Linked DNA regions of Homo sapiens: region 1 is linked to region 2. Evidence: chromatin loops called from intact Hi-C (ENCODE). Cell type or tissue: MCF 10A. All regions are shown on one strand. Each heading gives the region's core, and the rest is flanking DNA. Links, peaks and the distances in the headings are about the cores only. Region 1 has its middle 63 kb from the start of ZXDB. Region 2 has its middle 20 kb from the start of ZXDA.

What was found. Hi-C counts contacts between places; a loop is a spot of excess contacts. Peaks named below come from ENCODE experiments on the same cell type or tissue, not always from the same donor. Only the 100,000 strongest peaks of a DNase experiment are listed, where the experiment ranks them.
Region 1: it touches region 2 in a loop (8-fold over the local background); 2 of 110 quality-filtered maps call a loop at or near these places.

What each region holds. Positions count from the first base shown.
Region 1 is chrX:57,522,941-57,534,175 of GRCh38, reverse strand. No RefSeq gene overlaps it. Among named protein-coding and RNA genes, the nearest start is that of ZXDB, 63 kb to the left of the region's middle. In MCF 10A, for the core only: a CTCF peak has its summit at 5,277; no DNase peak of the experiment used is centred there.
Region 2 is chrX:57,924,686-57,935,920 of GRCh38, reverse strand. It overlaps the pseudogene MYCLP2. Among named protein-coding and RNA genes, the nearest start is that of ZXDA, 20 kb to the right of the region's middle. In MCF 10A, for the core only: a CTCF peak has its summit at 6,343 (motif pointing right); no DNase peak of the experiment used is centred there.

The DNA of each region.
Region 1 (11,235 bases), core at 3,793-6,292, 400 kb after region 2:
AGAGAGAGAGATGGAGACTGAGAGAGAGAGATGGAGATTGAGAGAGAGAGAGAGAGCAAAAGGACTCAGCAAGCTGCTTTTCCCTGTTCTTCCACCTGCTTTGTTCTAGCGACACTGACAGCTGATTGGATGGTGCCCACCCACATTGAGGGTGGGTCTTCCTCTCTCAGTTCACTGACTCAAATGTCAGTCTCCTCTGGAAACACCCTCACAGACACACCCAGAAACAATACTTCACCTGCCATCTAGACATTTCTAAAGGCAGTCAAGTTGACATCTAATATTAACCATAAAGCACAACATCACATTTTACTCCATACATTTATATAATTATTATTTGTAAAATAAAGATAAAATTTAAAATAAAGAGTGACGGATCCAAGAATGGCCTGACTGATACTTCAAAATAATTTTTCTGAATAAGCTCAGCAAACTATAAGAGAACATAGATAGAAAATTTGGTGAAATGAGGAAAACATTTTAAGAACCAAAGTAGGTATTCAACAAATATAGAAAACATAAATAAGCACCAAACAGAAATTTAAAAAATTAAATGACTAAAATGTAAAAATGCAGTAGGAGCTTCAACAGTTGGCTGCATCAAGCAGAAGGAAAAAAATAGATGGACTCAGAGGCAGATCATTTAAAAACATCAAGTCTGAAGAGGAAAGAAGTATAAAAAGGAATTTTAAAAGCCCATAGGGTCTATTGGACCATATCAAAAAATATAATTTTGTATAATAGAGGTAACAGAAAAAGAAGAGAGAAAAATAAACAACAACAAAAAGCTTATTTAAAGAAATAGTAACTGAAGTCTTCTCAAATTTGATGAAAGATGTGAACATCCAGGTACATGAAGCTCAAAGATAGCAAATCATATTCAACAAAAATCATTAGATTAAAATACACCATAATTAAATTGTCAAAAATAAAAGACTAAGAGAATTTTGAAATCAGCAGGAGAAAGAATCATACAAGGAAATCTTCAGAAGGTTATGACCAGATTTCTCGGCAAAATTCTTACAGGCCATAAGAGAGCAGAATGGTATACTCAAAGTGAAGAAAGAAAAAAAGAAAAAAGGAGGAAAAGAGAGAGGAAAGAAAGAAAGAAAGAAATAAAGAAGAGCGAGAAAGAAAAAGAAAGAAGAAAGAGAAAGAAAGAGTAAGGAAGGAAGGAAGGAAAAGGAAAGAAAGAAAGAAAAGAAAGAAAAAAGAAAGAAAGAAAGAAGAAAAAAAGAAAGAGAAGAAAGAAAAAAGCAGGCCAAGAAAGAATACCCAATAAAGATACCCTTCAGACAAATAAGGAAATAAATAATGTCCCAGACAAACAAAAGCTGGGGATGTTTACCACCACTAGACACACCTTTCAAGAAATGCTAAAGGGATTACTTCAAGCTGAAATAAAAGGCTACTAACTAGTAAAATGAAACCACATGAAAGTAGAAAATTCACTGGTACAGGTACATATCTAGTAAAATTCAGAATACTCTACTTCTATAGTGGTGGTGTGTAAGTCACTTAATTCTAGCGTAAAGGTAAAAAGACAAAGCTATTAAAAATAACTGTAGCCAAATTGACTTGCTAATGAATACACAACATAAAAAGGTGTAAACATCAAAAGCATAAGTACATATGGAGTTTACCATGGAGAAATTTTTGCATGTGATTGAAGTTATCAGCTTGAAATACACTGGTAAATCTATAAGATGTTTCAGGTAAGCCTCATGGTAACCATAAATCAAAATCCTATAGTAGATACACCCAAGATAAAGAGAAAAGAGTCAAAACATACCACTGCAGAAAACTCTTAAGTCAAAAGAAGACAGCTACAGAGTAAGAAAGGAAAAACAGATCCACAAGACAAGCAGAAAACAATTAACAAAATGGCTGTAGTAAAATCTTACCTATGAATAATTACTTGAAATTTAAATTGAGAGCTTTATCTAACCAAAAGATATAGAGAGAGTGAATGGATCAAAAAAGATAGACAAAGTATATTCATATATATGTATATATATTCATATATATATACTTTTGGAATATAAATTGTTCTTGTTTACATGGACAAATTGTATAGTGGTGAAGTCTGAGATTTTAGTGCACCCATTATGTGAATAGTGCACATTATGCCCAATATGTTGTTTTTTATCCCTAACCCCCTCCAACCCTCCTTTCTTTTGAGTCTCCAATGTTCATTGTACCATTCCGTATGCCTTTGTGTACCCATAGCTTAACTCTCACTTATGAGTGAGAAGTCACAGTGTTTGCTTTTCCATTCCTGAGTTACTTCACTTAGAATAATGGCTTCCAGTTCCATTCAAGTTGCTGCAAAATACATTATTTTGTTCTGTTTTATGTTACATTCCACGATGTATATGTAACACATTTTCTTTATTCACTCATTGGTTGATGGACATTTAGGTTGGTTTCATAATATTGCAATTGTGAATTTAGTTGTGATAAACATATGTGCAAAGGTGTCTTTTTGATATAACAACTTCTTTCCCTGACAAATTATATTCAGACCACAGCAGACTCACTTCACCTTAAAGGACACAAATAGATTAAAAATGAAGAAATAGAAAGCATTTCATAAAAATTGAGATAAAAATAAAGAGGAAGAATACCTATGCTAACAACAGAAGAAAAAACCTTTAAGTCAAAAATTGTCACATGAGGAAAAAATAGCCAACTTATAATGAGAAAATGGTCAGATCATCAAGAATACATAACAAGCCAGGTTCAGTGGCTCATGCCTGTAATCTCAGCACTTTGGGAGGCCGAGATGGGTGGATCACTTGAGCACAGGTGTTTGAGACCAGCCTGGGCAGCATGGTAAAACCCATCTCTAAAAAAGTATACAAAAATTCTCCACATGTGCAGGTACATGCCTGTAGTCCCAGCTACTTGGGAGACTGAGGTGGGAGGATCACGTGAACCTGGAAAGGTTGAGGCTGCCATGAGCCTTGATCATGCCACTGCACTCCAGCCTGGACAACAGAGTGAGATACCGCCTCAGGGGGAAAAAAAGAAAGAAAAGAAGTACACATAACAATTGCAAATATATGCACATAAAATCAGAACATCTACATATGTCTAATCTGAAGGGAGAAATATACAATATAATAAAAAGTAGAATATTTTAATATTCCAGTTTAAACAACAGATAGATCATCCAGACAGAAATTCAATAAGGAAACACTTGACCTAAAGTATACTTTAGGCCAAATGCACCTAACAGAAATATACAGAATATTCCATTCAACAACAGCAAAATACATATTTTTCTTAAGCGTACATAGAAAATTCTCCAAGACAGATAGCCACAAAAAACTTAGCAAATGTAACAGGATTTAAATAATATTACAAACCACTTCAGACTAGGAGGAAAACTGAAAAATTTACATATATCCAGAAATTAGAAAGCACACTCCTGAACCACCAGTAGGTCAAATAAGAAATCAAAAAGGGAAATCTAAAAATACCTTGAGACAAAAGAAAATGGAAACAAAATATATCAAAACCCATAGGATGCACCAAAAGAAGTTTTAAGAGAGATGTTTATAATGACAAATGCCTACATTAAGAAAGTAGAAAAGATCTCAAATAAATAACCTAACATTACACCTCAAGAAACTAGGAAAAGAAAGACAAACTGTATTCAAATTTAGCAGAAGAAAGAAAACAATAAAGATCAGAGCAGAAATAAATAAAAGAAAGAATAACAAAACTATAGAAAAAATCAACAAAAGTAAGAGTTTCATAAAAATATAAACAAAATTGACATACTTTTAGCTAGACTGCAAAAAGATCAAAAACTCAGATAAAATTAGAAATGAAGCTGGAGACATTACAATGGATGCTTCAGAAATAAAAAAGGATCAAAGGTGCTATTATGAACAACTGTATAACAACAAATTGGATAACCTAGAATAAATTGAGGTTTCTAGACACATACAATCTACCAAGATTGAATTACAAAGAAATAGAAAGCCTGTTAACAGACCAATAACAAATAAGATTAAAGTAGTAAATGAAAATGTTTATACAAAGAAAAGCCCAGTACCAGATGTCTTCATGTCTGAATTACACCATTCAAAAAAATTCATACAAATTCTTCTTAAACTCTACCAAAAAATATAAATGTAAGTAGAAGGCATACTTCTAAATTTGTTTTGTGTAGCTTTCTCCAAAATGGCTGACAATAAGTATTTCTAGTATGCCTCATCCAGTTAGGTGAAAAAAAAAATAGTATGTAGACTATCACACTTTGAATATATTATCCAAGAAGAAACAGAAGAGTTCAACATAAAAGTGAAAGGAAACTCTAAATTCCAGGAAGGAGAAGAAAAACAGACAACTTGCAAGGCCTGGACCAGGTGAAAACTGGGAGAGTCTCCACCATGGGAGAGGGTCTTTCTCTGTCTTTCTGTGGTTCAGTTTCTCATTGAGGAATCAATAAATCCAGGCCACAGGAGAGCACCTCTATTCTCTCAAGTCCTGAATTCTAACTGAGGGAGTGGCCAGGAGAACGTGAGATGAAACTGCTTGAGGGAGTGTCTCACACACTCTGACAGACCTATGCATTTACATTAAGATACCATTCTCAATCCTAGCCCTTAACAAACTGTGTGTGGCCCTGGAAATGAGAGGCACCAGTCTTTGGCATTAGACTCAAGCTGTAGCTTGTGGAAGTGGGACTTGAGTGAAGGAGGGACTCTTGGAACCAGAACTGAGAAGTTAGCATGATATACACTCCAGCCACTGGTGCTGAAGCCGAGCTCTTCCCCACGACCTGAGAAAGATGAGAGTTGCTGCTGAGGCTTGGCCTTGAGCAAGACAGTGTCTCCTATGGCCTGGGGCTGAATTATGGGTGGGCTGGATGTGCCAAAACTGACTGACCAGCCTACTCAGCAGCCTCACCTGGGACATGGGAGGAAGACCTGCCAGGACTAAGGTGTGAAATGGACAAAAACTGCCCACCGACTAACCAAAGCAATGTTCACAGACTGGCCATATTTGCAACCCATGACAAGACCTCAGAACAGCAGCAGTCATCCCTGACCCAAGCATTTTCCCAGGGACCTGAACATCACTTCAACCCCAAGTCACAGCTGGTGCCTGCACTTACCACTGGGGGGCCTGAGTGCAAGCTTGCCAATCTGGTTCCAGCTGGCATCATCCCCTCACTGAAACAGTATGTGGGGTCCAAGCTCCTGGCTTTCCACAACCCAGTTTACCTCCTGGAATACCTGAGCATATCTTACATGGGGCAGAAGTAAGGCAGAAATTCTACCACTACCATTGCAACTGGTTCCTGTCTGCTACTGCCATCTACTGGCCTAGAGACCAGCCTGGACAGCCCATGGCAACAACTGGTAATAAAGAGCATAGCACTCAGGAACTAGAAGAGTAAATCACTACCACTGTAACTGCCATTGCTCATGCCACTTTGTCTGCTCAGAAGATTGTAAGCACACTCACCAATTCAGTACCCTGCTACTACAACAAGCATATGAGAAAGCCACCCAGAGGCCCGAGGTTTGACCTATCTGGAACTGCGAACACAGGTGCCAGCATACACTGCTTCAGGTCATAAGAATAGACATGATTACCCAATGACTACTACCACCAAAACATGAAGAAAGGCCCATCAGGCATTCAAGTCCCCAGTACAACCTCACCACAGCCTCCACCAATACCACACCCTAACACACTGAGGACTCCACAGATGTAGACAAGGAAATCAAACATAATCTTCACCACTGCTTGCACCCAGAAGCAAAGCCAAATAGCCCTACACAACCATCATAGTCATATCTTCAAGAAAAAAGTATCATTTCCCCAAAGAAAATAAATCCAAAATGAAAAGTGACTGTTGCTCCAGATGTACAGAAATCAATGTAAAGATATAGCAATCATGAAAATGCATAGTAATATGACACGCTCAAAGGAATCTTAACCAAAAATAAAATCTCAAAATGCCAGATAAAGAATTCAAAGCATTGATTTTAAAGCAGCTCAATGAGATGGAAGATATATCTAAAAACCAATTAAAAGAAATCAGAAAATCAATTCAGAATATCAATGAGAAATTTACCAAGGAGATAGATATCTTTAAAAAAAGGAAATAGAACTTCTGTAACTGAATAATTTATTTACTAAAGAAATTAAAAATACATTTCAAAGCTTCAACAATAGACTAAACCAAGCAGAAGAAATAATCTCAGAATTTGAAGACAGATTTTTTGAAATAGTCCAGTCAGACAAAAATAAAAATAAATGCACACAAAATAATCCACAAAACTTTTGAGATGTTTGGAACGACATAACGTGACCAAACTTACAAATTATCAGTATTCCCAAAGGAGAAGACAGATAACTATTTTTAGTAAACATATTAAACAAAATAATTGATGAAACCATCTCATATCTAGCAAGACATTTAGACACACAGATAGAGGAGGCCCAATAATACTCAGGCAAATACATTGCAAAAAGTTCCTCACCATGGCATATTGTAATCAGACTGTCCAAAGGCAAAGTGAAAGAAAGAATTCTAAAATCAGCAAAAGGAAAGGGTCTATTCCCTTATAAAAGAAACCCTATCAGACTAACAGTACACTCCTCAGCAGAAACCATACAGGACAGAAAAGAATAGAATAGTATATTCAAACTATGAGAAAGAAATCAGACAGTCAATATTTTGTATCTGGCAAGATTAAACATTATAAATGAAGGAAAAAAAAGTCTTTCACGGACAATCAAACATGGAGGGAATTCAACAGCAGTAGACCAGCCCTATAAGACATGCTTAAAGGATTTCTAAACATGGAAATATAAGGACAATATTCACCATAATGAAAACACATGAAAGTATAAAACTCATTGGTAAGGCAATCACAGAAGAGGAAGAGAAAAGAATCAAATGACAACACTACACAATTCTACCAAACCACAAAAACAGAAACAAATACATAATTAAGAAACCATAAAAGAATTTACAATATGACAGGAACAAAATGACACGTATCAATTAACTTTACTTCCAAATGGATTAAATGCGTCACATAAAATATATATATAAGTGGAATAAATAAACATAATTCAAGTGTATCCCACTTATAAAAAGTTTGCCTTAACTGTGCAGACACATATAGACTAAAAGTGGTGGAAAAAGATATTCTATACAAACAGAAACAAACTTTGATCAGAAACAGCTATACTTACATGAGATAAAATAGACATTAAATTAAAAAAAGTAACAAAAGACAAAGAAGGTTGTTATAGAATGATAAAAGGATCAACTCAGAAAGAGCGCATAATGATTCTAAGTATATGCACTCAACAGCTTGCACCCAGAAAAGAGATAGACAGAAATACAATAATAATTGAGGACTTCAATACACCACTCAAAGCATTAGACAGAACATCAAGACAGAAAATTAAAAAAAAATATCGACTTAAATTGGACTTTAGACAAAACAGACATAAAAAGCATTTACAAAATATTCTACCCAATAACTGCAGAATGGACATTCTTTTCATGAGCACATGGAAAATTCTTCAAGATAGACCCTATATTATGCCACAGAATAAGTCTTAGCAAATTTTAAAAAATCAAAATTGTATCAAGTATCTTCTCAGACCACAGGTGAATAAAATTAAAAATCAATATCAGAAGGAACTTGGAAAATGTAAATATATGGAAATTAAACAACATGTTTATAATAACAATTGGGTTCATGGAGAAATTAAGATGAAAATTCTAAAAACCTTGGAACAAATGAAAATGGAAACACAGCATACCCAAGCTTGTGGGATACAGCAAAGGCAATGCTAAGGGGAAATATTATATCATTAAATGGCTATGTCAAAAATATTTAAAATTAACAAATTAGCAACCTTATGTTACAACTCAGAAGATACAAAAGCAAGAAACCATACCCAAAATTAGTAGAAAACAGAAATAAAAATCAGAACAGAAATAAAAGAAGCAGACGCCTAATAAATATTTTAAGGAACAATGAAACTGAAAGTTGATCTCTGAAAAGATAAGCAAAGCTAGGAAACCAACAGGAAGAATGACCGAAAAAGAAAAGAGAAGATCCAAGTAAAGAAAATCAGAAATATTTTTTAAAAGACATTACAACAGATAACTCAGAAATACAAAAGATCATCAGAGACAATTATGAACAGCTATAAACTCACAAACTAGAAAACCTAGAGGAAACGGACAGATTTGTAGAAACAAATAAGCTCTCAAGATTTAATCAGAAAAATAGACAACCTGAACATACCAATAATGAGTAGCAAGATTGAATCAGTAATTACAAATCTCGCAACAGAGAAAATAACAGGACCAGATGGATTCAGAATTGAATTCTACGAAATGAACAAGCTAATACTGATTTTTCTGAAGCTATTGCAAAATATTCAAGAAATTCTCCCTACTTCACTCTATGAGGCCGGCATCACCCTGATACCAAAAACAGGCAAGGACACAACCAAAAAGGAAAACCACTGATCAATATCCCTGAGAAACGTACACACTATAATCAACAAGGTACTAGCAAACCAAATGTAGGAGCACATCCAGAAAGACAAAACACTATGACCAAGTGGGTTTTCTATCAGGAAGGCAAAGATAGTTCAATATATGCAAATCAATATATGTGAATTTATTGATATAACCTTTGTAACTTAGGGAATTAAAAAGATAAGGGCCAAGGCTTGGAAAACAAACCCTGCAATGCTGAAGAAAACAAGCAATGGGGAAAGAACTTTTTATTCAATCAATGGTGCTGTAATAACTGGCTAGCTATATGTGGAAAAATGAAATTGGATTCCTACTTTACATCGTATACAAAAATAAACTCAAGATGGATTAGATATTTAAATGTAAGACCTTAAAAGATAAAGATCCTAGGAGGAAACAGGAAATATCCTTCACAACTTAGGCCTTGACAAAGAGTGCTTGACCAAGTCCCCAAAAGCAATTGCAATAAAACCAAAAATTAATAACCAGCTAACATCATAATGACAGTATCAAATTCACATGTAACAATATTAACCTTAAATGTAAATGGGCTAAATGCTCCAATTAAAAGACACAGACTGGCAAATTGGATAAAGAGGCAAGACCCATCAGTGTGCTGTATTCAGGAAACCCATCTCATGTGTGGAGACACGCATAGGCTCAAAATAAAGGGATGGAGGAAGATCTACCAAGCAAATGGAAAACAAAAAAAGGCTGGGGTTGCAATCCCAGTCTCTGATAAAATAGACTTTGAACCAACAAATATCAAAAGAGACAAAGAAGGCCATTACATAGTGGTAAAGGGATCAATTCAACAAGAAGAGCTAACTATCCTAAATATATATGCACCCAATACAGGAGCACCCAGATACACAAAGCACACCCTTAGAGACCTACAAAGAGACTTAGACTCCCAAACAATAATAATGGGAGACTTTAACACCCCACTCTCAACATTAGACAGATCAACGAGGCAGAAAGTCAACAAGGATATCCAGGAATTGAACTCAGCTCTACACCAAGTGGACCTAGCAGACATCTACAGAACTCTCCACCCCAAATCAACAGAATATATATTCTTCTCAGCACCACATAACACCTATTCCAAAATTGACCACATAGATGGAAGTAAAGCACTCCTCAGCAAATGTAAAAGAACAGAAATTATAACAAACTGTCTCTCAGACCACAGTGCAAACAAACTAGAACTCAGGATTAAGAAACTCACTCAAAACCGCTCAACTACATGGAAACTGAACAACCTGCTCCTGAACGACTACTGGGTACATAACGAAATGAAGGCAGAAATAAAGATGTTCTTTGAAACCAAGGAGAACAAAGACAAAACATATCAGAATCTCTGGGACACATTCAAAGCAGTGTGTAGAGGGAAATTTATAGTACTAAATGCTCACAAAAGAAAGCAGGAAAGATCTAAAATTGACATGCTAACATCACAATTAAAAGAACTAGAGAAGCAAGAGCAAACACATTCAAAAGCTAGCAGAAGGCAAGAAATAACTCAGATAAGAGCAGAACTGAAGGAGATAGAGACACAAAAAACCCTTCAAAAAATCAATGAATCCAGGAGCTGGTTTTTTAAAAAGCTCAACAAAACTGATAGACAGATAGCAAGACTAATAACGAAGAAAAGAGAGAAGAATCAAATAGACGAAATAAAAAATGATAAAGGGGATATCACCACCAATCCCACAGAAATACAAACTACCATCAGAGAATACTATAAAACCTCTATGCAAATAAATGAGAAAATCTAGAAGGAATGGATAAATTGCTCAACACATACAGCCTCCCAAGACTAAACCAGGAAGAAATTGAAATTCTGAACAGACCAATAACAGGCTCTGAAACTGAGGCAATAACTAATAGATTACCAAGCAAAAAAAGTCCAGGACCAGACGAATCCACAGCTGAATTCTACCAGAGGTACAAGGAGGAGCTGGAACCATTCCTTCTGAAACTACTCCAATCAATAGAAAAAGAGGGAATCCTCCCTAACTCATTTTATGAGGCCAGCATCATTCTGATACAAAAGCCTGGCAGAGACACAATCAAAAAAATGAATTTTAGACCAACATCCCTGATGAACATCAATGCAAAAATCCTCAAATCAATACTGGCAAACCAAATCCAGCAGCACATCAAAAAGCTTATCCAACATGATCTAGTGGGCTTCATCCCTGGGATGCAAGGTTGTTCAACACACGCAAATCAATAAACGTAATCCAGCATATAAACAGAACCAAAGACGAAAACCACATGATTATCTCAATAGATGCAGAAAAGGCCTTTGACAAAATTCAACAGCCCTTCATGCTAAACACTCTCAATAAATTAGATATTGATGGGATGTATCTCAAAATAATAAGAGCTATTTATGACAAACCCACAGCCAATATCATACTGAATGGGCACAAACTGGAAGCAATCCCTTTGAAAACGGGCACAAGACAGGGATACTCTTTCTCACCACTGCTATTCAACATATTGTTGGAAGTTATGGCCAGGGCAATCAGGCAGGAGAAAGAAATAAAGTGTATTCAATTAGGAAAAGAGGAAGTCAAATTGTCCCTGTTTTCAGATGACATGATTGTGTATCTAGAAAACCCCATCATCTCATCCCAAAATCTCCTTAAGCTGATAAGCAACTTCAGCAAAGTCTCAGGATACAAAAT
Region 2 (11,235 bases), core at 4,922-7,421:
TTGGAATGAACAGATCTGGAAGGAATCCTAAATTTTCCAATAAAGTCTCTGTATTCCTTTCATCCTGGTCCCTACCCAGGAAGCAGTCTAGAGGAGATGATCCTTTTCTAAGAACAGCAACATTCAGTAAACAAACTTCCTTACTAATGTGTGTGGATCAAGAGATGGTGAGGAAAGTAGAGTCAGTGATATTTTTGAATCAATTATGAGAAGGCCACCATGCTATTGCTCAGTAATATTAGATGCCCATGGACAGTAAGATTCATCGATGGTCCGTCTTTATTATTAGGTCATTACTGAGTGGCTTTTGCAATAAAATACACCATTGGCAGAATAAAAATATTCTCTAATGCAAAAACATAGCATGGATTGTTTTTAAGGGGCACAATAGTGTGCTTGATCAGACTGGAATAGCAACATTGTAATCTGAAAAAAGCTCAACAGTGGTGAGGCATATTCAAAAGCCCCAAGAGGAGAGTCAACAGTCAGATCCATCAGAGTTGAGAGGTTGCCACAACTTATGTAATGACGTCTCCACGCCATGAAACACATGTGTCAGCTTTTGTCAGGAGTCACAGATCTGGCATGCAGCAGGAGATTCTGCATTAGATATATAAAGTCAGGCCCAATCATCCCCTTGATTAGTTAGTCTCATCAGAGAATGAGCCCTTGCCATGGGTCTGTATATGAGGAATCCAGGCAGTTCAGTAAGTAGTCAAGATTTGTTTCCACATGCGGTCCCAAAGAAGTCTTTAATCTGACAGACTAGTTTTCCAAGTGGCATACCAAAAGGCTGGACCATTGGTAGTGTCCCAAGAATTGGGTTCTGACCATTGAGCAGAGAAACCAAGTCCTCTTTTTATTTCTGCATAGCTGGTTCAGAGGCTGAACAGACACAGGAGCCAGTGAACACCATCAGTTTTCAGCTTAGCCAATCCTTCACTGAGGCAAGCCCAGATATTTGGGGAAACCTCTGTAAACAGGGTCCAATTGAACTAGTAGTGTTGTTTCAAGCAGGAGAATAAAAGGTTAAGTTTCCCCCAGAGAGACAGTTGCCACTCTTACATATAAAGCAGAGATGCAGAAGAAATTCGAGTTGATGCCATCGCCCACCCACCAACCCACCCCCGCATTTCCGCCCTGAGACTAGGATCCCAGCGCCAGGGACCCAGACCCTGGGATTGATCGCACAGAGCCGTGATCCGGAGAGTGCGCCGGGGATGAGACGGAATCTCGGGGCCACTCGAGAGCTTGGGGCAGGAACCATGCATCCATTGTCCATCGTGACTGCATGTGGAGCAGCTATTTGGCCTGGGAACAGCTGTAGAGAGCGGGGAGCGACTGGCTCGCCACTGGCGCGCCCTGGGGGAACCCGCCCAAGGTGCCCTCCTCCCCAGACTGCCCTCCCAGCCTCGAAGACGGCAATCCAGCGCCCACTGCTCCCTGGACTCTGGGCAAGGCCAAGACTCAGGCCTGCTCCAGATTTGAGAACCCAAACAACTCAGAGGGTGAGGAAATTGACCTTGTGACAGCAAAGAAAAGGCAGATTGGGTTTACAGAAGTCGATCACCATCATGGTTCGAGTAGACCGTCTGAACCCCTGCATGAAACACTTCCATACCTCCATCCACCAGCAACAACACAACTGCGCTGCCCATATTTCTCCAGAAAGCTGCTCCCAAGAAGAGGCTCCAGAGAGAGGTCTCCAAGAAGAGGTTCTGGAGGGAGATGCTCCAGGGGAAACGGAAGATGAGGAGGATGAGGGGATTGTGAGCCCCTCACCTATAGAAAGCAAGGCTGCCCAGTGCTGCCAGTTCTGACACTGAGGATGTGACCAAGAGGAAGGGCCACAGCTTCCTGCAGCACAAGAGGTGGAATGACCTGCGCGTTCTCAGTTCTTGGCCCTGAGGGACCAGGTACCCACCTTGGCCAGCTGCTCTAAGGTCCCCACGGTAGTGATCCTAAGCAAGGCCTTGGGATACTTGCAAGACCTGGCGTGAACCGAGAAAAAGATGTCTATGGAGAAAACGCAGCTCCAACGCCAGCAACAGCAATTGCAGAAATGAATTGCGTACCTCAGTGGCTACTAACTGACCAAAAAGCCTGACTGTTCTATCTTACAAAGACACAAGTTTATTTTTTGACCTCCCCTTCCCCTTTAGTAATTTTCACATTTTGGTTATGACGGGACAGTCTTTGCAGTAGGTCCCAGAATGCATTGCAGCCAGTACACACAGAATAAGGGCTTGCATTCTTGGAAACCTTGAAACCCAGCTCTTTCTCTCCCCTGACTCATGCTGTGTCTTCTCTGGCGCCTTTGGCTTCTCAGCAGATAGCTGACTGAGGAGATTTGGGGTCTGTTTACCTCACTAGCTCCGAAGAAAAGGCTGACAGATACTATGCAACAGGTGGTGTATGTTGTCGGGGACTCCAGCCTGCATGAAATCTCACACTCCGCGTGAGCCTTAGACTAGGAAAGAATGCTCCCTGGTATCTCTGGGGTGATGCTAGAATGCTCCCTGGTATGTCTGGGGTCATGCAAGGACAGCTGGGCCTGGACAGCACTCTCGCTGTGGCTTTTTTTTCCAGGAGACACACAAGCTGTCTTGGGTGATGACAAGCTTGAAGATTTGATCAACATGACCATTGCTTCACTGTCAGACACTTTACAGTATCTGAGGAGTTGGAAACCTTTAACGTATATATTGTGATATTAGCTGACACCTCTCCTTCCAGTTTCAATGCTGAGACCCTGAGAACATTTAAAGAGCTTGCACTCTAGGTTCGTTGTCTCAGAGCTCTCTGGGCCTTCTCTGATGAAGGGACCTTTCTGTCCTCATGAGAGACTTTTGTTTCATTTTGCCTTTGTTGTGCAATGGGCTTTACAGCATCCTTTCCCACAGGTTAGAAATGTTTCCCCAAGTTACAGGGAAGTGGGGATCCTAGCCTGGGGCCTGAGGAAATCTTGGAGTCCTGGCTCCTGAACTTGTTCCCTGTCCGAGTGGCACTTGAGGCCACCCATCTTATAATCTCTTCTCAAGGCAGATGTAAGTCACCTCAGAAGGGAGAACTGTACCGCTTCCTCTTTTCCATGAAGCTCTCATCTCAATCTTTGACTGATGAGTGTGAAATTCTACCGGAACCATGCAAACACGTCCACCTTGGGCATCTCCAAGGAACTTGTGGGGTCTGCAGCATACTTGGCTCCCTACCAGCCTGCCATGAGTCATATTTCTTTTCCAGAAGGTGGACTTGCTTCCTGGTATGTTTTAAAGGAGCCTGCAGGAGCTCTGCTTAGCCAATCATGATGGATTTTTGCCCCAGCTGGACTCTGCATGTCCAAGGAGAATCCAGGTACAGCCTCCATTCCGGGAAAGACATCCAGCCCAGCAGTTGTCATGTGGGTAACCTCAGGAACCCCTAACCCTGTCCTGGAAAAAGGACAAGCCCCTCCAGAACTCTGCCCAAAATAGCAGGTGCTTGATGGTTCTGAATTTGGAAAGGGATGGGGGGTGATAAGTACTATCTGTGGCTCTGGAAAACCAGCTGCTACATTCAAATCTATTTTCCATAATGGTTTCTTTCTGAGGTTGCTTCGTGGCCTCAGAGAATCCCAGAGGATGTTTTGAAATAGCCTCTCTACCCTTCAGGAGCATGGTAGTTTACAGGAACCAACTGACTTCTGGAACTGTCTATGGAGGGAGAACAGGCCAGGTGTAGGTTACTAATGTCCTACATGAATAGCTTGGTTTTATAAGCTGCTGTTGGGTATTATGTTGGGGCAGTCTTTTTAATATATTGTATTTTTGTACGCATTTTGCAAAGTGGAGTTAACTGTTTTGTAAAAGAAAAAAAAGAAACCCTTGGGTGCTTCTTCTGTTTCAAGGGTCTGATTTATTTGGAAAGGCAAGTTTATCTGAAATTTTGTATTATTGATTGCCCAATTTTAAAATGTTGCCTTCTGGGACATCTTGACAAAAAATATTTCTCAAACATGAAGAAAATAAATATAATAAAAAAGAAATGTCTGTGGGATCAGATGACTGTTCTTGATTTTACCGTTTCCATTTCATAAGCCAAGCTTATTGACCCCTTCCTACCTGCTAGTCATTGAGTCTGAGTTGACCAACTCAAAGATGGAAATATCGAGCCAGATGGTAACAAATTCTCCATGAATCGATTGTTCAGTTTTGACAGAATCCCAATTGCAAGCCATTAGCTGCTTTTCAAAAGGGATGTACCCTGTAGCCATATTAGGGAGGCAACAAGTCCAGTTCCCCAAGGGATCTCTCTGGGTGTTGACTGCTTCCCCTTGCCAGGTGCCCCCATCGGCAAAATCATCAGTTACACAGATTTGTCCTGTATGTAATATTCAAGGAGTTGATTGAGGTTCTGAGCCTCTTTTTCGGTGGCAGGTTGTATGAAGAGACGTCAATTTTTTCCTGTTAGAGGGATCTAATGTTGTGAATTTGCCTGCTTAGTCCCAAGAGATTACTTGGCAAGCAGGCCCCTGTATTTGGGAGCATAAATCAGCCACCCTTGCTGACAGATATGTAATAACACTGCATTGAGGACCCTTGAGACTGAGACTTCTAGCCGGCCAGCTGACACAATTATTATGTATATAGTGAAAATATTGAACATTAGAAGGTAGAGACACTAATGCTAAATCCTGAGCCAACCACTGCTGACAAATCTCATTGGAGTTTGTTCCACTAACACTTCCCTCTACCTCTGTCTCTCTGTGATGGGGATGACTTTATATGAGACCTGTAGAATGAGAAATTACAAGCATATGACCCATCAAATCCTGCCATTTATAAGTAGAAGCAACAAGAACAGTTTATTCAACTTTCCCAAAGGCGTCCCTGTACAAAGTCATATTGGCTTCCAAACCCCACTGTGAACCATGCCCAAACCCCAACAATTGCTTTTCTGGACTTTTTTCCCTTAAATGAACTCAGACCTAGAGTTCACTACAGGAATTTCAGGGGTTACAGCAAGAGCTGTTAGGGGATTTCCCTATGTCCAGGCCAGAATGTAGGGATTGCAGGGGAGTCTTGGGATGAGGCGAGGGGTGGGGACTGTAAGCCTTTTTTGTAATCCCTCTGGCTCTTTGCCCCAGCTTGTATGCTAAATCCTCTCCTGTGTACCTCCATTTGTGCAGAACTGTAAGGGCTCAGGGATTCTTCCATTCTGTCCCTTGATTTCCCCAGCAGCTCTGCTCCACAGTCTTGGTGCTTTCATCTACCTCATACCTATTACCCCTTCCCTCCACTCCCCAGAAAATCAGATAAGATAGTGTCATGGGAGATTATATGTAACAGTTCTGTGAACATGTGAGTCCGTCCCTTTCCTGAAGTACCCTACCATGCATATGCCTTTTAGTCTGTCTTGAGGACAGAGAGACTTCTGGCTCACCACTAATCATCTTTCTTCTTATAGCACCTGAAGTGAGAAAAGGAAGAGAACCAGGAGTTAGGAAATGCAGAGAGAGAGAGAGAAAAGACTCTGTCTATACTAGTAAGCAAGGCATGTTTGCATTTGGTTTCCAGTAGCCAGCAGTGTGGTTCAACCAAACAAACTTCAGATGGTTTTTTTTCCACTGAAAACTCTATATCTTCACTGCTGACGCCACTTATTCAGGTTTGGCAAGTCATTGACTCAGCACCATGACATCATCCCTTCTTCCTCCCATGCAGAGGAGAGTGAACAACAACCAAACCATGATTCAAACAGCTTGGTTTAATTCTGCATCCTGCCCCTCAGCTTCATTAATAGGTAGGAGAGTGAGTGGGGAAGGGCCTTTAATGCACTTAGTGCCAATCCATTCGGGAAAAAGCATTTGCTCTCCAATCCCGAGGAGTCTTCTCATATCCCCTAACCAGGCCAGTGAAGCACCCTTGTTTTATCACTTTCCAGAATGCTATGTTTCATCTTCATTACCAAAATTGGCAAGAAATGTGAAGAGTTTGAGACTGTACCCTACTTGCAAGCTCACAAACTAGCATACCTCAGTTTCACAGATGTTGGCAGAATATATGAGATTCTTGGGTCAGAGTTTGTTTTGGTTCATGTTTGCATTAATTCCCCTTGCCCTCTGCCCCAAATCACACAGGAGAAATGAGGAGCAGCCAGTCAAATGTTGACATACAAGTATTCTTCAAACTATAGTTAGAGACAAAAGCTGTTACAATAAATGTAGAAAGGCCATGGACAATTATCTCAACAATATCTGACCATTGTTTCTCCACTATCTTGGCTTCTGACAAAGTTTGCCATTAAGTATGTGTGTTGATTTTCTGGATATCAGGGCTGAGCAAGGAAAAAGTCATGACCATTAGATGGCAGTAGCACACAACATGCTTTATTTGGTTGGCCCTTTGAAAGGTTTCAGGAGAGTGGAACTTCCCTCACAGCAGGAGACCTTCCAGAGGCAGCAGCAAGAGGCCACCACCCAGAAGAGGAAGAGTTCAAGGCAACTTCCAAAGGAGAGAAGAATTGGACAGGAGGCTCATGTGTCTATGGGATGTTACTCAGCAGCCAGGTGTGGAGTCTCTGTGTCAGAGAGTTCCCATGGGCATCAGAGGCTTGGGGCTTTTGTCCAGCCCCAGAGTATGTCCTATCTACGGCTAGCAGATGGTGTGTCTGGTTTTACAGAGGGTGCAATGTGGGTGGGTTCTAAAGGGCCAAAAATGTGCTTACTGGGGGCCATATTTAAAGCAATTGGGTGTGTAAACATTTGATTTTAGTTCCAATGAGCTTTGAGCTAATGGTCTTAGCTGTCTCTGAATATAGGGAACAAGATACAAGGCACCATCTAAAGATATTAATCCACTTATTTAACAGTCCATGCCTTGGCCCCATGTTGTTTTACAATCTAAGTTGTATGCTATTTCATGGAGTCTCAGTTGGGAGCCAGCGATGAAGCATCCTCAAGACCCAGAATGCTATAAGGCTACAAATTAGGATTTTAAAAGCCAGTTCTCAGCCAATCTGCCCACTTGGGCAGCCAGTAGAATAAATTTGAAAGGAGACAATTTTGTTTTGACCAGTCCGTTTAGTCAATAGAGTGGCATTTATATCCCCTTTGGTACATGACCCCAGCTATCTGTAAAACTTGGTGTTATCTACGCACATGCAGGAAGATAATTTTAGCAAGCACACAGCCCCTGTGCCCTGTGACCCCTCCAGCAGCCTGACCTAGGGCTATGCAGTTATCTCACACCATGGCCACTAAAGTACAGTGAGATTCAGCAAAGAGTTTCAGTCCTTGGGCTGTTTATCTAATTTCTGTGGGTAATTCCTGCAACATGGCTATGTGTTTCTCTTAATTGTGGTGTGCTGTTCCACACATATGCTGTTCCTACTGCCTCCAAAATTAGTGATCCTAGGGAAGTTAGTACCATGAGGAACTATTTGGAAAGCTCATTTGTGACATTGGGGAGTCACATCTAGTGTGGTTTGGTGGCGGAAAGTACTTGAGGGAGGGGGTTCCACTGTTGAATAAAATTCTACTGGAATTTTGCACCAATCCCAAGTGCAGGAAATATTCTTCAGGGTTGGATGAGGAGAAGATTGTGATAGGGAAGCCATCTGATTCCTTTACAGGACCTCCAGGCTCCCTCTGCTGCCTGAATTCTCTGTTCCACTGAAGGGAAGTTCACATGGCTTTGTGAAGTTCCAGAAGTTCCAGGTTGTGTTAATAGGAGCAGAAAATGGTATAGTCAAACAAGCTTGTGTTATCCACCTTGCATTCAGCACCTGGGTTAACTAAATTTGTCATGGGCTCAGCCCACCATTGTCTATACATTTACGTGAGATAAGTCTCTGGATAAGGTTATTGAATGTCAACGGTTAGGAGAATCGGCTCATCTAAATAAGTGAGGTATATGATGCAGCGTTGCCAGGGAAGAAGTATTACACTATATTTTCTAAAATCAGGTTGGCAGAAGCAAGCCCTGCATTAGGTTAGATTTACCATTTTATATGTTGCTGTGGCTAAGGCTATAGGCACGTTTGGTGTAGTTGGCAATTGCATGTTCCTCCTTGCTGTGACTGTTGTGCATTGTGCTTGAGTTTCCTGTTGATTGCCAATAATAAATAGCATTGATGTGTTCCCATGAGTGTGGGATAGGTTTTGCAGGTGTTATTGGCAGTCCAAGAAGAACGTTGTTAGTCTAGCCACACACCAAATTAGATTCTGAATTATGAGGCACTCGCATATGAGTGAACAAAACAGGTAAACCAAGTATTTTTTAAAAAAATAGATATCAGCTGGGCACAGTGGCTCATGCCTGAAATCCCAGCACTTTGGGAGGCCGAAGTGGGCAGATCACGAGGTCAGGAGTTCCAGACCAGCCTGGCCAATATGGTGAAACCCCGTCTCTACTAAAAATACGAAAAAAAAAAAAAGATTACCCGGGTGTGGTGGCATGCTCCTGTAGTCCCAGCTACTTGGGGGCTGAGGCAGGAGAATCACTTGAACCCAGGAGGCAGAGGTTTCAGTGAGCCGAGATCACGTTACTGCACTCCAGCCTGGGCGACAGATCCAGACTCTGTCTCAAAAAAAAAAAAAAAAAAAGATATCAATTGTATCAAGGCATAGGTCCCTTTTATGTTCCCTTGTATTGCAACATTATTGTGTTTCAGTGGGGGACCAAAAGCTTTATGGACTCCATTTTAGCGGAAACTTTCATAGGGAAGAGGTTTGTATACCTTTAATAACCTCAGGAGTGGCCCCTTGGGAGGTGGCAGTGTGACTACACCAATAAATTTCCTCCCAAGTACTCATGGACATAAAGTGTCTACTGAGACACTGGAGACTACTAGAGGGGGACGGGGGAGGGGAGCAAGGGTTGAAAAACAAACTGTTGGGTACTATGCTCAATACCTGGGTGATGGGATCATTTGTACCCCAAACCTCAGCATCATGCAATATACCCAGGTAACAAACCTGCACATGTGCCCAATGAATCTAAAATAAAAGTTGAAAAAGAAATGACAAGGCATAAAAATGTTTTAATGAAGATGAAAACATTCCTCCCAAGTTAGTTTCATTACATGTCTTCTCATTATCGTTTATGTCTTCTGTAGGTTTGGAGTGTGTATGGATTTTTAAGGAGCCCTCAGAAAAGTAACATTGGGCAACAACTGCCCTCAAATAGTTTCTAAGTTTTTAATAACTGTGGTTTTGGACAAATTTCACAATAGCTATAAGCAAATAGTTATCAATGTGGGTGGAGAAACTCCCATGCAAACAGTAGTTAGATTTCTCCCTGAGATCAAATATGTTTCTTGTAAGAACTGTCTGTGCTGTGACACCACGAGCTATGAGTTGTTCACTGTGGGTAGCCAGCATTGCAATTGCTGTAGAGTTCACTTCCATTGAGTGTTATGTAAAACTTGCAGTTAGTATATTAAGATTAGGTTAGGGAAGAATTCCCAAGCTGGTTGTTTTGTGTGTGTGTGTGTGTGTGTGATTTTTTTTTTAAGAAATGTCTTGGCCCAGGTAATGTCATGTAGTATGCATTGCCTTAGAAGCCAATAATTGTAAAGGTATACACTGTGGGTGTCGATTGCACTTATTATAATTCCAGGGATAAGAAAAAGCTATCATTTTATCTATGCAATCCCGTAATGGCTTGTGGGTATTGTATCTGGATTATAGTATTAATAACAACACCAATCACAAGCATCCTGGTTGTAATATTTGGTGCATACTATCTCTGGGCATTCCTTAAACGAGGCTCAATAGATAGTGGCCCATTGCTCCATTTGTTTAATGGCACATGAGTTAATAATAGTGGGTATCATCTGATGTGAAGGAAAAGGCGGCCCACAGAGCTTAGAAGGCATCTATGAGTCACAAGTGAAATTGTACAATCTGACTTAGCTGGAAGGATGTTACTAAGTGGTAGTAGAGAGAGGAGGAGAAGTGCTAACCTCAGTGCTGATGTCTGTGGACTGACCCAGTGAAATGGGAGCATGGTTCCCTTTGTTCCCAGTCTGACCTATGTTGGGTGTCCCTGTGGTGTGTATGAGGCATGCTGTTTCCATACATACTCTGCCAGCAGTAGGGTGTGGATTACCAGGGATAGGGTGATCCACCAATCGAGGTATAATTGACATTGGTGAAGGTAGGAACTTTCTCAGGTAAGGAAAGGGCAGAACAACAGCATAGGCATAAATGTTGGAGGTCATTTGCAGCCAGCAGTAGGGAATCTGATTGTCCTCTGGGAGTCACCCAAATGGTGTTACCGGATACAAGGGTTGTTGGTTCAATCTCCTGGGTGTCCAGAGCAGGTCAAAGTTTGTTCCATAGTGCCCTTAGTGGAGCAAAGTACATGGGCAGAAAATGAGGATGCTTCCCTCTCCAGATGGTGGTGGGTGGTTTACTAGTTTTATTCTGGGTAATGAACAGACTAAGACTGAGAATGCACCCAGAGTGAGTGGTCCATGCCAGATCCTTGTCAGGATTGAGGGGAAAAGAAATGACCAGGCTCTGGATTTTCTATGAGGAAGAAGCAAGAGGTGAAAGAGCCAAGTTCCTTTGCTGTGGGCGATCACTTCAGGGCCCGCATGTTTGTTAATACTAGTAAATCATGTTGTGTCCAGTGGGTACATACATCACCAGAGGTTGCAGCATCTCTGTTGGTGGTCTCCTCATTTGCTGTGAATTAAAATACAGTGCGGTTATGCCAGAGAGGTATGGATTTAATGTAAGCATGACTATGGGCAGTATTTTTGGCTACTGGGAATGCTATTGTCCTGCATGTTCTTTCAATATCCCTTGTTTTAAAAAACCCATTCTGTCATTCTGTGACACCTGCTACTGTAGGACCAGAGAATAAATGAGAAATCCAAGCAGTGTTCTTTGGTAATGCCTATGGTTGAATCTTCTTTGCAGAGAAGTGAGAGTCTTGATCTGACTGGATAACTTTGTGTAACTTTTGTACTCCCAAAGGCCATACAAACTATTTTATCAGTTCCTCAATAACATTAGCAGAGCTTGGTGCCTTTCGTGGGTAAGCCAAGAGTAAGCCTGTGTAGGAATTACTACATTGTTGTGGCATATGTAATAGTTCCTGCTGCTTCAGAGAGGGGCCCAATAAAATTGACTGGATTTGCCAGCTCTGATATAGCCCTTCTCCTGTGCAGTAGGTCCAAGTCTCTAGATTTCTGGTCTATGGTACGGTCCCTAACAGCTTCATGTAAATGTCTCTCTGCTGGGTC